Regions from separate parts of the Homo sapiens genome. Here region 1 is linked to region 2. Evidence: read pairs that join two places in POLR2A ChIA-PET (ENCODE). Cell type or tissue: A673. All regions are shown on one strand. Each heading gives the region's core, and the rest is flanking DNA. Links, peaks and the distances in the headings are about the cores only.

Region 1 (7,029 bases), core at 539-5,538, 1.8 Mb before region 2:
ACTCTAGCCGAGCCTACCCGACAAGCCGGCCTCCCCACTGCCCACCTCCCCCAGCCCACCTCCACCCTGCCCGCCTCCACCCTGCCCACCTCCACCCTGCCTGCACCCCCCGCCCGCCTCCACCCTGCCCACCTCCCCCAGCCCACCTCCACCCTGCCCGCCTCCACCCTGCCTGCCTCTCCCGGCTGGTGTCTTTCTGGAGCACTGCATGGAGCCTGCCCTTCCCCTGCTCAAACCCCTCCCATGGCTCCCTACTGCTTCCTCAGCTTCTCTCTGGCTTTCCTCCATTTACTATGTTGCTCACCCTTGACTAAGTGCCCGCTATGTGCCTGCCAGGTACTACGGGGACACCACGCACAGGCAGCCTAGGCCCTCTTTCCAGGGACTTTGCAATTCCCCTGGACTTTACAGAAGAGGACACTGAGGCGTAGAGAGATGACACGACACGCCCGCAGTCTGACTCCAAACCTGTGCTTCCCCCAACTCGACCCCAAGCCCATTTCATCTTGACCCTGCAGGAGGCACCCAGTGGCAGAGGGGACCCCCTAACACCTCCCCCTGCCAACCACCAGCACCCCCTGAAGGACACCAGCATGAGCCTCTGGCCGGCACCCCCATTAGGCACCCAGCCCCTTTCTCCCCAGGATCTGCAGGGTGCTGGTGAGGGGCTGGTTCCAGGGACTTGTCCTGAGACTCAGGGCCAGCATGGGACTTGGGAGCCTGTGTCTGAGCCGTGTCAGCTCCTGTTCATGCCATCTTGGCAGAGCCACTGAGTGGTTGCCCCACAAATACAATGGGGATTCATTTGCAAGTATTAACTGAGCACCTATTAATGCTGCACCCAGCGGGCTGGGGATGCAGTGGTGGGCAAGACAGACCTCGGCTCTGTGTTCATGGAGGGCACAGTCTGGTGGGGCTGGGATCATGGGTGGTCATAGGGTAATTGGAATGACTATGCAGAACACCATCAGAGCAAGGTAGAGAAATCCTGGCATATAGTAGGTGCTCAATGAAACAGCAGCTGAGTGAATAATTTTGTGCCTTCATTTCCTCACTGAAATCCTAAGTTTATGTGCATGGGAGTGGGGGTGGGCACAGCCACTGCAGCCCAGGCAGAGGGGACTGCGAGTGCAAAGGCCCAGGGGCAGTGCTGAGCAAGGCACGTTCCAGGAACAGAACCCAGCCTGTCTCAGAAGCTGCTGACCCAGATGAGCTGACGTCTGAGTCTGATTGGTGAAGTGGTAAGTGCAGGGCACATACTGGGAGTTATCTTGACCAGGTGGTCTACACTCTGCAGGGGTGAGACCTGGCTGAAGCTTCACCACAGGGGTCAGAGCCTGCCCTGTGACAAAGCAAGTAAAGGCCAGGATGAGGATCGGCACACGGTGGGCGCCTAATTGGATCGCTGCCTCCCTCCCCGGCTCTCCCAGTTCTCCCTGGGTCTCGGGGTGTCTGCAGTCTTGTTGTTCTCCCTGCTCCTGGGGCTGGGGCCGAGGCTGATATGAGCCAGAGTTGGCCACACTGTCTGTTGACCAGGCTGGGTCAGGAGCTGGTGGGGTGCGTACAAGCGTGCAGGAGTGTGGGCATGGACACGTGTGTGGACACGAGTGTGCACTCACCTGGATGTCCTCCAGGAGCTGCTTTCGGTGCCACTTGATCCTCTGTAACTCTTCCGTCTCCCCGCTGCTCAGCTCCGCGGGCTCTACAGAGAGACAACCGGCCTTCCCCATCACTTGGCTCCAGCCACACCCACTTGCCCTCACTTCTGCAGGGCCCCCTTCCCTCCGGAAACCCAGGACTTGCCCTATTCACAGAGGCCCACCTCCTCCAGGAAGCCTCCCCTGACTGCCCTGTCTAAAGCAGCCCCTGCTCCCTCCTCTCCTGCCCTGCTTCCTGTTTCTCCCACCCCCCTGGATAGACACCCCCAAAAGGATCCTGTTTCCTTGCATCTTTTCTGTCCCTCCCGCTAGACTCTCGGCTCCATGAGAGTTCAGTTGTTCTACTCTTTTGCTCACTACTGTGTCCCCAGCACCTAGAAAGAGTCTGACATGTCATAAGCACTCAGTTAAACACTCGCTGAAGGCACGCATTCCTTCCCCGGAACTTGAATCTCCTCCTCCACTGGCTCATGGGCTCATTATTTATTCACTTATTTATTTGAACAACCAAGAAGTGGTATACCATTTTCCTCACATCCCATTGGCCAGAATGTAGTCACGTGGCCACACCTAGCTGCAAGGGAGGCTGGGAAATGAGCCTGTAGCAGGGTGGTCCTGATGTCCTTACTGTGTAAAATGGGGAGGCTGGATTTGGGGGATATTTTATAGTCCCTGCCCCTGGATACTGGGGCTCAGAGAGGTGAGGTGACTCAACCCACAGGGAAAAGGTCACTGAGCCAGGATGGGACCTTGAATTGGGCTGACTCCAAAGCCTGTGCTCTTTCATCTCCACTTGGAAATGAATTAAATGAAATAAGATTTGTGTGTGCGGCATTCTATGCAAGGTGCTGTGATGATGCCCACAACTAGGTCAGCTGTCCTATCTTCATGCTTCATGGTGGCTTCTGTTTCATCCACAACACTCTCCTTCTCTGAGTAATATGGCCTCCCTATTACTCAGAGAGAAAGTCTTCATCCTGGGCCTGGGGCCTCCACAACCTCTCCAGCCTTGGCAGCCAGACTTATTCCCTGCCATTCCCAAAAAGAGCCTGCCAGTCCAGCCTGCCAGCTCCTTCCTGCTCCAGAGCCATCCAGGACTCAGTCCCACTTCCCCATGTTTGCCCAGGCCGCTCCTGTACTCTGGGATGCCTTCTCCTGTCTGCCTGCCCAAATCCTCGCTGACCTTCAAGTTCCAGCGTCGGGAAGTGCCTGGCCGCATTTCTTAAAGGTTTTACAAGGATAGACATCATTTCCTCCAAAAGAACACAGAGGGAATGTTGAGCGCTCCCTTTCCCTACTTCTCCTTCTCATGATTAAGCAGGCATTGTGGCTGTTGAGATTAAAGCCCCATGCGGAGATGCAGGGCACCAGGCTAGATGGAGCCCAGGTCCCCAGGCAGCGGTGTGGAGAAGACTCATCATGTTCACCTGGCCCACCTATCCATTTGGACTTTTCAATAAGAAATAAATCAGTTTTGAGAATGTTTCGGTTGCTGTTATTCTGAGTCTCTTTAAGCAGCTAAATCTGAGATATACCTAATACAGCATCCTCATCTGTGAAATGTGAACCATAACCCTTGCCTCACAGGGCAGCTGTCAGGAAGGAAAGAGCTACACTTTGTCAAACACCCAGCAAGAATCCAACATATGCTGAGTCCCACATGTGTGCAATGGGTGCTGTGTGCATCTGGCTCTTCTCTTCAGGACCAAGGCACCATCCCCCCAGCTGCTGGGAGGAAAGCCTGCTGATGGCTCACAGCTGAATCCCTCCCCAGACACTAGCCTCAGCCAAAGGGAGGTGCCACGCCCAGGAGTTCCCCTGACCAAGGGCAGCCACTGCAATAAAAAGCCAAGTCCCGGTCAGGCAAGGTGGCTCACGCCTCTAATCCCAGCACTTTGGGAGGCCGAGGCGGGCGGGTCACGAGGTCAGGAGATCGAGACCATCCTGGATAACACAGTGAAACCCCATCTCTACTAAAAATACAAAAAATTAGCCAGGCATGGTGGTGGGCACCTGTAGTCCCAGGTACACCGGAGGAGGCTGAGGCAGGAGAATGGCGTGAACCTGGGAGGCGGAGCTTGCAGGGAGCCCAGATCATGCCACTGCACTCCAGCCTGGGCAACAGAGTGAGACTCTGTCTCCAAAACAAAACAAAACAAAACAAACAAAAAAACCCAAGACCCCTTGCCTGGTTTCAGGACCTACCCCAGTTTTCAGATACAGAACGTCGGGACTGAAGGAGAGGCTGGGTTCCAAGGGAAGAGTCCTGCAACATTGTGGCAAGTATATATGGCAATGACTCCCTGGTTCCACATTAAAACACCTGTGGCCATTCACTCCAACAACTGTACACTGGGGAAAGAGCAATATCCAAACATTCTGAGGATTGTTGGACACAGGATCCAAGTTGACATCAGCGCTCAAGACTGAAGTGTCTTCAGGGCCACATTTGAGTGGGGGTACATAGAGACCAGGTGGTAAATGAAGTCCTTCCAGGTCCAGCTCACTAGGGGTCTGCTTGATTCATGGCCACTTTCCTGGCCTACAGATGTAGAATTGGAATGGACATCGCTGGTACTTGAGCCCATATTGGTACCTTGGCCCATGGGGTCAGGATCATTGTAGTGGGAATAGCTATTTGGAAATTTATGAAGCTGACCCATCATCCCCACAGCGAAGAGACTAAATAAAAAACTATATCCTGAGGGGAATGGCAGGTGTGGGTGCCACTCTTGAGACCTAACGGATGCAGGAGCAATGGCCCTCATCACATACCCAAGCACTTCCCCGGTCGGGAGGATGGCCTGCTCCTTCCAGCTGCTTCCTTCTAGCAGAGAATTATATACTATGCAGAAAACAGTTCCTGGAATGGCACCGGGTCCTGGTAGAGATAGAGTGCCAGCCCACGGAACATCATGTAACTAAGTAGCTCAGATGGCTCCATCTGTCCCACTAAGTCAGAAGGTCAAGCGAGCCCAATAGTAACCCTTTGTGAGTGGTACGTCCAGGAGCAGGTGTGAGCAGAGCCAGAGGGCTCCAGTAGGCTCCAGGGATAGGTGGCCCAGATCCTCATGTCACCGCTGCTGGTGGACCAGGGTCTATCCCTCTGCTTACACCGTGACCACATGGGTGGGTCCCTTATGACTTTCTAACAACAGAGGAAAATGCCCAAGGCTGGTTGCAGAATGAGTTGGCTCAGAGTTTGGGCGCAAGTGAAAACCAGGCAGCTACTGAACTACAGTCCTGCTCAAAGGTGTCCTGGAAAGACAGTGATGAGGGCAAGTCCTCCCAGGGGGCAGGGCTTCAGGCAGGGCACCTGGCCATCCACTTCCTGTGGAAAGAGAAGTGACTTCTTGAAGTCAGAATATCCATGCATCATGGGCAGTGGTGAATGGCTTGACTTCTTGGTCAGAGGCAAGAAAGAAGGAAGATGGGAAGATCAGAAACACAGATGTCAGGAGAAGAGGCAGGTGGATGACCCCGTGGGAGCGGAATGTCCACTCTGCCAGCAACAGGGACGCATGCTGAGCCCATCTTTTCTCCAGAAGACCAGGGGGCAAACTGATTCCATGAAACCCCTTCTATTCTGCAAAAGTCAACAATCCATCTTGTCTGGAGTCGACACGTGTTGGAAATGTGTTTGCCTTTCCTGCCCACAGAGCCTCAGCCAGCACCACTATCCAGAGGCTTAGGGTGTTTGACCCACCAACACAGCACACCACATAACATCACAGAAGACCAAGGGATGCTCTCTACAGCAAAGGTGGTCTGAAGTGAGCACGTGGCCATGAGATCCACCGATCCTCTCTAGCATTTCATCGGAAGGTGCTGGCCGGATGGAATGGAGCCATGGGGCGGTCTTGAGAAGGTACAGCTGAGGTGTCAGCCTGGAGGTGATATCCACTTGGATGGGGCGCCATCCTCCAGGAGGCACCATATGCCCTAAATCTACCACCACTGTGTGGTGCTCTGTCTCCAGCAGGTGGACCACAAGGGTCTACGAGCTGAGGGGTAGGAGTGGGAGTGGCCCCACCTGCCATTCTCCTAGTGACCCACTCTGGAGTTTCCTTTTTTTTTTTTTGAGACAGTCTTGCTCTGTCACCCAGGTTGGAGTGCAGTGACATGATCTTGGCTCACTGCAACCTCTGCCTCCCAGGTTCAAGCGATTCTCCTGCCTCAGCCTCCCCAGTAGCTGGGATCACAGGCATGCACCACCATGCCCGGCTAATTTTTTATTTATGTATTTATTTTTTTGAGACAGAGTCTCACTCTGTCACCAGGCTGGAGTGCAGTGGCACGACCTTTGCTCACTGCAACCTCTGCCTCCCGGGCTCAAGGGACTCTCCTGTCTCAGCCTCCTGAGCAGCTGGGACCACAGACATGAGCCACCATGCCCAGCCAATCTCTGTATTTTTAGTAGAGATGGGTTTCACCATGTTGGCCAGGATGGTCTTGATCTCTTGACCTCACAATCTGCCCACTTTGGCCTCCCAAAGTGCTGAGATTACAGGCGTGAGCCACCGCACTGGGCCAATTTCTGTATTTTTAATAGAGACGGGGGTTTCACTATGTTGGCCAGGCTGGTCTCGAACTCCTGACCTCAGGTGATCCACCTGCCTTGGCCTCCCAAAGTCCTGGGATTACAGGTGTGAGCCACTGTGCCCGGCCCACTCTGGAGTTTCTTTCTGTCTCTGCAGGTCTAGAGGTACTGTTTCCAGGAGGGAGTTGGCGGGGACACTTATACCAGGGGACAAAGCAAGAGTCTTATGACCCGTTAAGCGCACAAACACCTACTCCATGCCAGTCTCTGTATAACTGCTGTCATTTAACCCTCTTTGAAGTAGGTATTTTCCAGTTTGAGACACTGAGGCTTAGGAAGGCGAAGTGACTCGCCCCAGGTCTCATTCACAGGAAGTGGCAGTGCTGGGAACTGCACCCTTGTTTGCTGACCCCCACGCCTCTGCCCCAGGAGAGGTGGATTCCCAAACTGCTTGGGACATGCAGGGATGGAAGGTGTAAGGGGCCACCTGTGTGGAGATGCAGAGCAGGGACAGCCGGGGAGGCAGTGCTGGAAGCTGGCTCCGGAACTCTTCCGGCAGGAGCTGGCGGGGAGGCCGTTGGTCTCATCCATGGGAAAAAACCAATCACCTTGGGTTGCCTTGGAGGTGAACAATCCGATTCTGTTTTGTTTTGTTTGTTGGCTTTATACAGTTTTCCTGTTGGCTTGGGGTTGTGTTTCTGCCCAGGGCGCACCTGCTGGAGGAGGCTGAGTGGATTCCAGACTGGCTGCTTGTCTGAGAGAAGCCAGGGTGGGCTCCAGCATTCCTACAGATGCTCCAAGGTGTGGATGGCCAGAATTGAGTGATGGGGC
Region 2 (7,905 bases), core at 1,106-6,105:
GTGGGGGAGTCAGGATAGGGCAGGGGAAGAAGCCAGGCAGGAATGTGGGGACTGTGGAAGCCCAGCCTCAGCCAGGTCCTACCAGAAGCTCTGGACTGTGGAAGGAACCACAGATTTATCCTACCTTGAGCCCAGGGACTTGGGCTCTTTGACCCCTTGTATAGGTCAGTCATTGAATGAGGACAGGGCAGTGTGATCTCCCAGGCTTCTTGGTTGGGGGTGGTTCTCAGTTTAAGGGTACAACCGACACTCCCAGTAGGAGGGGCCTGGGTGTTTCATTCCTGCAATGGGGATCTGGGCAGGTCACCAACAGTGCTTGTGATATTCTGCCTTCTCCATGGCCTCTAGAAATGCTAAATTCTCTTCCCTTATTTAAGCAGAAGATTTAACCTCCCCACCACCCCAGCTCCCCACTCCCAAACACATTTTTTGCAAACCAATCAAACCTGTTTACCTGCTCTGCAAAACACAAGCCAGCTCCAGGCCTGGATTTAGAAGGCAAAGGGTTTCAAAATGCAGCTCTGTTTTCCTCACTAGATGCTGGATACCTCGAAGGCCTGATTCTGAATCCCAGGCTGAATGCACTCATCTCGCCCCAGGCTGTAGGACGTGGAGATTTTTTTTTGTTTTTCTGGCAAAATTAAATTATTTCCCTCGTTAGCCCACCTTCCTGAACTTTGGGGTCAGTGGGCCTCACCAGCTACTCCCAGCTGCTATCGGGGAGGGGGTGACCACCTCCACGTGACCTGCTCATTAGCTTGGGTCCATCAGCAGGTGATGCTGAAGCTCTTGAAGGAATTGTGTAATCCTGAGCTGTGCAAGTTTATTTTCACTAAAAATACACCCTGAAACTGGGGCACGATGAAGGATTGCTGACAAATGGGGAACAGGAATGAAAAAAAGACTCCGGGGCTGTCTGATTCCTCACTGAGTCACCTCCAAACCGTCACAATTGAGCTCAGTATGGACCCTCTCCACCCCTCACTGGCATCAGTAAAAGTTCAGGCAGCTCACTGAGGCTTTGGGGGGCTTGTGAGTCACTGTTAGGAGACGCCACTGCTGTCATGCAGCCCCTCATTTTCCCAGGAAGAAAATGGAGTGAGAGGAAGTGACTTTGCCCTGGGTCAGGCCACTAATTGGTGGTGGAGTCAGGGAGAGTCCATGTTGGCTGACCCATAGGTCAGCGCTTTCCCTCCTGTCTCCTTGTGCCTGAACTTCCTATGTGCTTCCTAAGGAGGTGAAGGCATCCTCACCCAATCAGTAAAGAATGCTTTCAGCTTCAAGTTGCAGAAAATCAAAGCAATGGCGACTGGGCTGTAAGGACAATAGTGCTTACCTAATGAACCCTCTGGGGGGAGATTATCAAGAAGGATCCAGGCTCTCTCCACACTGCCTTTCTCAGCATTTAGACTTTTCAGCCTCAAGCTTATCGCCTCATGTCACAAAATGGTTGCCACAGCTCTGGACATCAAGTCCTCATAAATGATACCCAAATGATATCCAAAGCTAGATGGAGTTTTACACACACACACACACAGAGAGAGAGAGAGAGAGAGAGAGCTGCAGTCTCCCTAGGTAGCCATCTCTTCTATAGGGAAGCCCTTTCTTCTACAGGGAAGGAAAAACTTTCATTACAGTTAATTGGCCAGAATACAATTAATTAACTCCCAGCATCACACAGGGACTTTGTATTGAAAAAAAGACAAGAACAACTTGAAGAACTGAAAAGATGGCAGGGGGAGGGTGAAGATGTCTCTTGATTCAGGGGCTGTGCCTGTAGCCCTGGCTGTGTGGGTCCATGCTAGAGGGTGTCTGAGAGCAGAAGTGGAGGGGCTGGGGGGATTTGGGAGAGGCCCGCCGATTTTCTGGGAGGAGGCATCCAGGGACAGGCTTTGGAAAGCTCTAGGGAAAGGGTGGGACAGCCACTGCGAGGGAGGAGGGAAGGGCAGTGAGGGCCAGGCTGAGCCGCTGGGGCTGGGGCTACTGGCTAGCAGGGGCATGTGGCTGAGAGGCCAGGTGGGGCAGCTGGGAGAATCCGGCCCCACAGGCGGCACCTGCACCGCCCTCCCAGCCCCACCTCCGCTGCGTTGAATAACCTGGTCAGGTTGCGCCTCTCCAGGGGGGGGAGTCTCAGCTTTTCTGTCCATTACATGAGAGTTTGATTCATTTTGTTTTTCATTCTCTCTTTTATTTATTAGTCACTCATTCAACAAATACTTACCAAACTCCTGCAGGAGGCATGTAATGTCAGAGTTGGTAGTGATATTAGCTGACTTGCTTAGCTGAACCTCAGTTTGCTTGTCTGTAGAATGGAGATGATCATTGTACCTGTCTCCAGGCATTCATGTTGATTACAGGAATGTGCTATGTGTAAAGTGCTGACAACGGGGCCTGGCACATGGTAAGCACTCGGCAAATGCTAGCTGCTGTCTTTGTGTTCCATGGAACTGTGCTGGATCCTGGAGATATGGCAATGAGTAAAGCAGGAGAACTGCTGCCCTGGCACTGCCAGTCTAGTGCAGGATTCCTCAAGTCCCATGATCAAATAATATCTCAAAACAGAATGGTGATAAATGGTGGTAAGAGATCTGAAGTGGCATCGCCGAGTCCCATGACCCTAGGACCTGGCCAGGCATGGGGATCATGGAAGGTTTCCATGAGGAAGCAGTTCTCAGGTCAAGATCTGAAAAATGAAAAATGAGGGGGCTTCACTAGGTGAAGTGGAGAAAGAAATCTTCCAGGCAATGGGAGCAGTGTGTGTACAAACCCTGAGGTGGGTGAAGCCAGCATGCTGGAGAGACTGAGAGGAGGCCCGAGGGTCCCAACTCTGGGTGGCAAGGAGATCCCAAAGAGGGAGTCAGGGCTGCCCGAGCCTGACCCTGGGGCCTTATTATAGACTCGGTGTTTTATCCTCAGTGAAAGGGGAAGCCATTGAATGGCTATCAGCAGAGGAATGACATGATCATTGTGATTGTGTATGTGTGTGTGTGTGTTTCTAAAAAAATGTATCTCAGCCAGGCACACTGGCTCACGCCTGTAATCCCAGCACTTTGGGAGGCCAAGGTGGGAGGATCACTTGAGGCCAAAAGTTTGAGACCAGCCTGGGCAACATCGTGAGACCCTGTCTCTTAAAACAAAGGGGGGTGGTGAAAGGAGACTTTTCTCTGCCTACCCTTTTGCACCTTTCTAATTTTGAACCATGTGTTTACCAGTTTAAATCAATCCATCAAAACCTTAAAAATAAAGCAGCTCCTCTGGCTGCCACGTGGAGACCAGAAGATGGACTGAGAGTAGAAGGTAGCAGGTCACTGAGGCACCTACTGGGGTCGTCTGGGGTCATACCTGAGGTTCATTGCTTCACGCCAAGGAAATCAAGGACAGGAACACACGAGGCACACAAGGAGTGAGGTTAAGAGCAGAGGTTTAAATAGGCAAAAGAAAGAGAAATGCTCTCCTTCCTGCAGAGAAAGAGGAGATCCCAAGAGGGTTTTCCGGTTCCCTAGTGAAATGCACCAGGTTTTATAGATGAGCTTGAGGAGACAGTGTCTGATTTACATAGGGCCCAGAAGATTGAGCAAACCAAGTGTTCCATTTACATAGCTCACGAAGAAGCTGGCTTCCCGCCCTAATCTTTTTTTGAGGCAGAGTCTCGCTCTGTCGCCCAGGCTGGAGTGCAATGGTGTGATCCCAGCTCACTGCAACCTCCGCCTCCTGGGTTCAAGTGATTCTCCTGTCTCAACCTCCCAAGTAGCTGGGACTACAGGCACACACCACCATGCCTGGCTAAGTTTTGTATTTTCAGCAGAGACGGGTTTCGCCATGTTGGCCAGGTTGGTCTCCAACTCCTGACCTCAACTGATCCTCCCTCCTCGGCCTCCCAAAGTGCTGGGATTACAGGCGTGAGCCACTGCGCCCGCCCCCTAATCTTTTATTACACAGATGGGTCCTCTACCTGGCTGGCTCCATGTTCCCTGTTTCTTTCTGTACATGTGGTGACAAAGAAAAGGGAAAATGGAGCCTCCATGTTGAAGATACCTGGCTTCCAGATAGCCTTTTCCTATTGGCACAGCTGCCAGCATTCACCTGTGCAAGCTTCCAGCTTGCTTATCTATGTCTGCAGCTCAATTTTACAGGCTGCTCTTTGTTAGAAAAGAAATGATTTGGGGACTGCTTTTTGTTAAAAGGGAAGGCTTACCAAGGACTATCTTACCCTCACTAGCTGCCTAAATCATTTCTTTTTAGCTCCTGTATCAATGGGAGGCCTACACTGTGGGGGTATAGAGAAGCAGATGGAGTCAAACACATTCATGAGCTGGGCACGGTGGTTCACGCCTGTAACCTCAGCACTTTGAAAGACCGAGGCAGGCGGATCACCCGAGGTCAGGAGTTTGAGAACAGCCTGACCAATATGGTGAAATCCCATCTCTACTAAAAATACAAAAATTAGCCGGGTGTGTTGGCGGGTGACTGTAATCACAGCTACTCAGGAGGCTGAGGCATGAGAATCACTTGAGCCCCAGAGACGGAGGTTGCAGTGATCTGAGATTGTGCCACTGCACTCCAGCCAGGGCAACAGGGTGAGACTTCGTCTCGAAAAAGAAAAAAGAAAAAAAAAAGACATTCATGAAGTAAAACTGAGTTCTCTGGATAGCCCCTTCTGCTCTGATTCTGTCCTCGTCTTAAAGGAAGCATCTGAGACAGGAAAGAGATTTCCCTGGGGACCTTTCATCCAACGCTCCTTTGTCTCTAAAAGATGCTTGCTTTGCACTGGTGACAGAAAAAGTGGAGTCTAAAGAAAGTACGCGGGACCTGAGCAAAAATGGCAAGGGGCAGTGTTAGAGGACTCCGGCAACCTCTTCTCTCCAGAGCCGTTTCCTCTGCCTGGCAGAATCCTGGATGTGGGAGTACTCAGGGGATTCATCTACCTATAGTTGCAGGCACACGTACGGTTCACTGGTACCCATATGGCATTCCAAACGCACCCTGTCTAAGGCAACAAGAACCTCCTGCCTGCTAGCTCATAGGAAACCTCTCCCATGGAGAATGAAGCCAATTCTATGACTTGAAGTTTGGGGCAGTGTTTGTTGAACAGAATAGTTGACTTCTGTTTAAAATGCAAATACCTTTAGGAGAGACAACATATGCAGCTGAAATTCGTCCAACAAGAGTACAAAGCAACCCTTATAAACCTGTGAGCCACATGGCTCAGTTTCACAATAGGGTCATAGTCAGAGAAACACAGTTCACCAACCAAAGTAATTCCAGTTTGTCAGTTTCTCATAAACAGACACATCACCTGACCCAACAATTGCACTCAGATATTTATGCAAGAAAAATGAAAACGTATGTCCACACAAAGACTTTTACATGAATGTTCATAGCAGCCCTATTCAAAACAACCCCAAACTGAAAACGACCGCAGCATCCATCAACTAGTAAATGCATAAACAAATTGTGGTGTGCCTAGTATATTACTCAGCAATAAACAGGAACAAAGATGGACGCATGCAGCAACACGGATGACTCTCAAGTGAAAGAAGCCAGACACAAAAGGTTAATCCTTGTATGATTACATGTATGTGACATTCTGGAAAAGGACAAAACCATAGGGACAGAAATTAAATTGAGATAGGTTGAATTATCTTTAATGCAAATCAGTGGTTGCCAGGAGCAGGGGCTGGAAGAGGAACTGGAAGGAACTACAACCTATGAAATCTTTGTATAGGTTAATGGCATAACTTTGGTATGTAATTGGCTTTGTGGCTTGCTCATCTGTATCTCTCTGTATTTACATCTGTGAGTGTATATAAAGATGAATATTGCAGGTTTGTTTTTTACTGGCTCGAGTAGAGAGAGGGTGCCCTGGGCACCTCTACACCCAGCTCTCTCTCCTCTCTATTACTTGATCTCAGATAAGGATGGATTCTTCAACACTGTTACAGGAAACAGCAAACATCCTTCTAAGTAAAAGGGCATGGGGGAATTTTCAAGGTAATGGAAATGTTCTGTATCTTGACTGTGACGGTGGTTGCATGGCTGTAGGCGGTCATCAAAATTCACTGAACTGTACACCTCCAAAAGTGAATTGTACTGCATGTAAATTACACCTTGATAGACCTGACTTGGAAAAAAAAGCCCTCATGTTCCTTGCTTGTTTTTCTCACTCTGTGAAGTATGCAGTCTTTAGCCACACTTCTTTAAAGTCCCTTTTGTCTCCCACATGCTGCTTTTGTCGCCTGTCATTTTGTCCCTGCAAAAAAGGAAACTCCTCCCCCAGGTGGAGTCCACTCTCCCCACGCTCTCTGCCCTTCCCCAACCCCTGCAGTTCTGAGTCTCCCAATCCTGCACCATAAAAACCCCAAAGACAACATCTGGGTGGGAAGGCTGGAAGTCTTTTTTTTTTTTTTAAAGAACATGCTCTCTTTCTTGCTTTTATTATTATTTTTAATTGACACATAATTGTGCATATTTATGCAGCACAGTGTGATATTTCAATACACGTATATGACGCATAGTCATCAAATAAGGATAATTAGCATATACATCACCTCAAACATTTATCATTTCTTTGTGCTGGGAACATGCAAAATCTGCCTTTCTGACGAATTGGAAATATACAATAAGTTGTTAATTGCAGTCGCTCCACAGTGCTGTAGAATACTAGAACTTATTCCTCCTATCTGGATACACTTTTGTATCTGTTAACCAACCTCTGGCTGTCCTCCCATCCTACCCTTCCCTGACTCTAGTAACCATTATTCTACTCTCTACTCCTACGAGATCAACTTTTTCATCTAACACATAGCAGTAAGAACATGCAGTATTTATCTTTCTGTGCCTGGCTTATTTCACTTAACATCATGTCCTCCAAACTCATTCACATTACCGTGAATGACAAAATTTCATTATTTTTGATGGCTGAATAATATTGTGCATATATACCACGTTTTCTATTGAGGAACACTTAGTTTGAGTTCACGTCTTGGCTATTGTGAATAGTGCTGCAATAAACATGGGTGTACAGATATATCAGCAAACTGATTTCATTTCCTTTGGATAGCCACCCAATAGTGGGACTTCTGGATCATATGGCAATTCTATTTTTAGTTTTTTAAGGAACCTCCATGGTGTTTCTATAATGGCTATACTAATTTACCTTCCCACCAACAGTGTATAGAGTTTCTCTTTCTCCGCCTCCTTGCTGGTATTTGTTAATTTTGTCTTTTTAGTAATAGCCATTTTAATTGGGGTGAGATGATACCTCATTATCGTTTTGATTTGCATTTCCCTGATGATTAATGACATTAAGCATTTCTCTGATATGCTCATTGGCCATGCATATGTCTTCTTTTGAAAAATGTCTATTCAGGTTATTTGCCCTTTTTAAAATTAGATGATTTGGCTTTGTTGTTGTTATTGTTTTGCTGTTGGGTTGTTTGCATTCCTTATATATTCTGGTCTCAAACTCCTGGCCTCAAGCCATCCTCCCGTGGCCTCCCAAAGCACTGAGATTACAGGTGTGAGCCACTGCACCCAGCTTTTATATATTCTGTTTATTAATTCCTTATCAGATGAATAGTTGCAAATATTTTCTCCCATTCTGTAGGTTGTCTCTTCACTCTGTTGACTGCTTCCTTTACGTGTAGAAGCATTTTAGCTTGAGGTAATCCCATTTATCTATTTTTGCTTTTGTTGCCAGTGCCAAAAAACCTTTGCCCAGAGCGAAGTCCTCCCGAAGTGTTCCCCCAATGTTTTCTTCTAGTAGTTTTGTGGTTTCAATTCCTGCATTTAAGTCTTTAATCCATTCTGATTTGATGTTTTCTATATGGTGAGCGATCAAAGTCTAGTTTCATTTTTCTGTATATGTGTATCCAATTTTTCCAGCAGCATTCATTGAAAAGACTG

The links. Peaks named below come from ENCODE experiments on the same cell type or tissue, not always from the same donor. Only the 100,000 strongest peaks of a DNase experiment are listed, where the experiment ranks them.
Region 1: POLR2A ChIA-PET joins it to region 2 with 9 read pairs; 2 of 35 experiments call an interaction of 5 or more read pairs at or near these places.

Annotation. Positions count from the first base shown.
Region 1 is chr22:37,287,294-37,294,322 of GRCh38, reverse strand. It overlaps CYTH4 (cytohesin 4), which reads right to left. Exons shown (of 13, transcript NM_013385.5): 2 at 1,620-1,702. Among named protein-coding and RNA genes, the nearest start is that of CYTH4, 8.3 kb to the right of the region's middle. In A673, for the core only: no CTCF peak of the experiment used is centred there; no DNase peak of the experiment used is centred there.
Region 2 is chr22:35,503,719-35,511,623 of GRCh38, reverse strand. No RefSeq gene overlaps it. Among named protein-coding and RNA genes, the nearest start is that of RASD2, 33 kb to the left of the region's middle. In A673, for the core only: no CTCF peak of the experiment used is centred there; DNase peaks (open chromatin) are centred at 3,543 and 4,713; H3K27ac peaks cover 391 bases.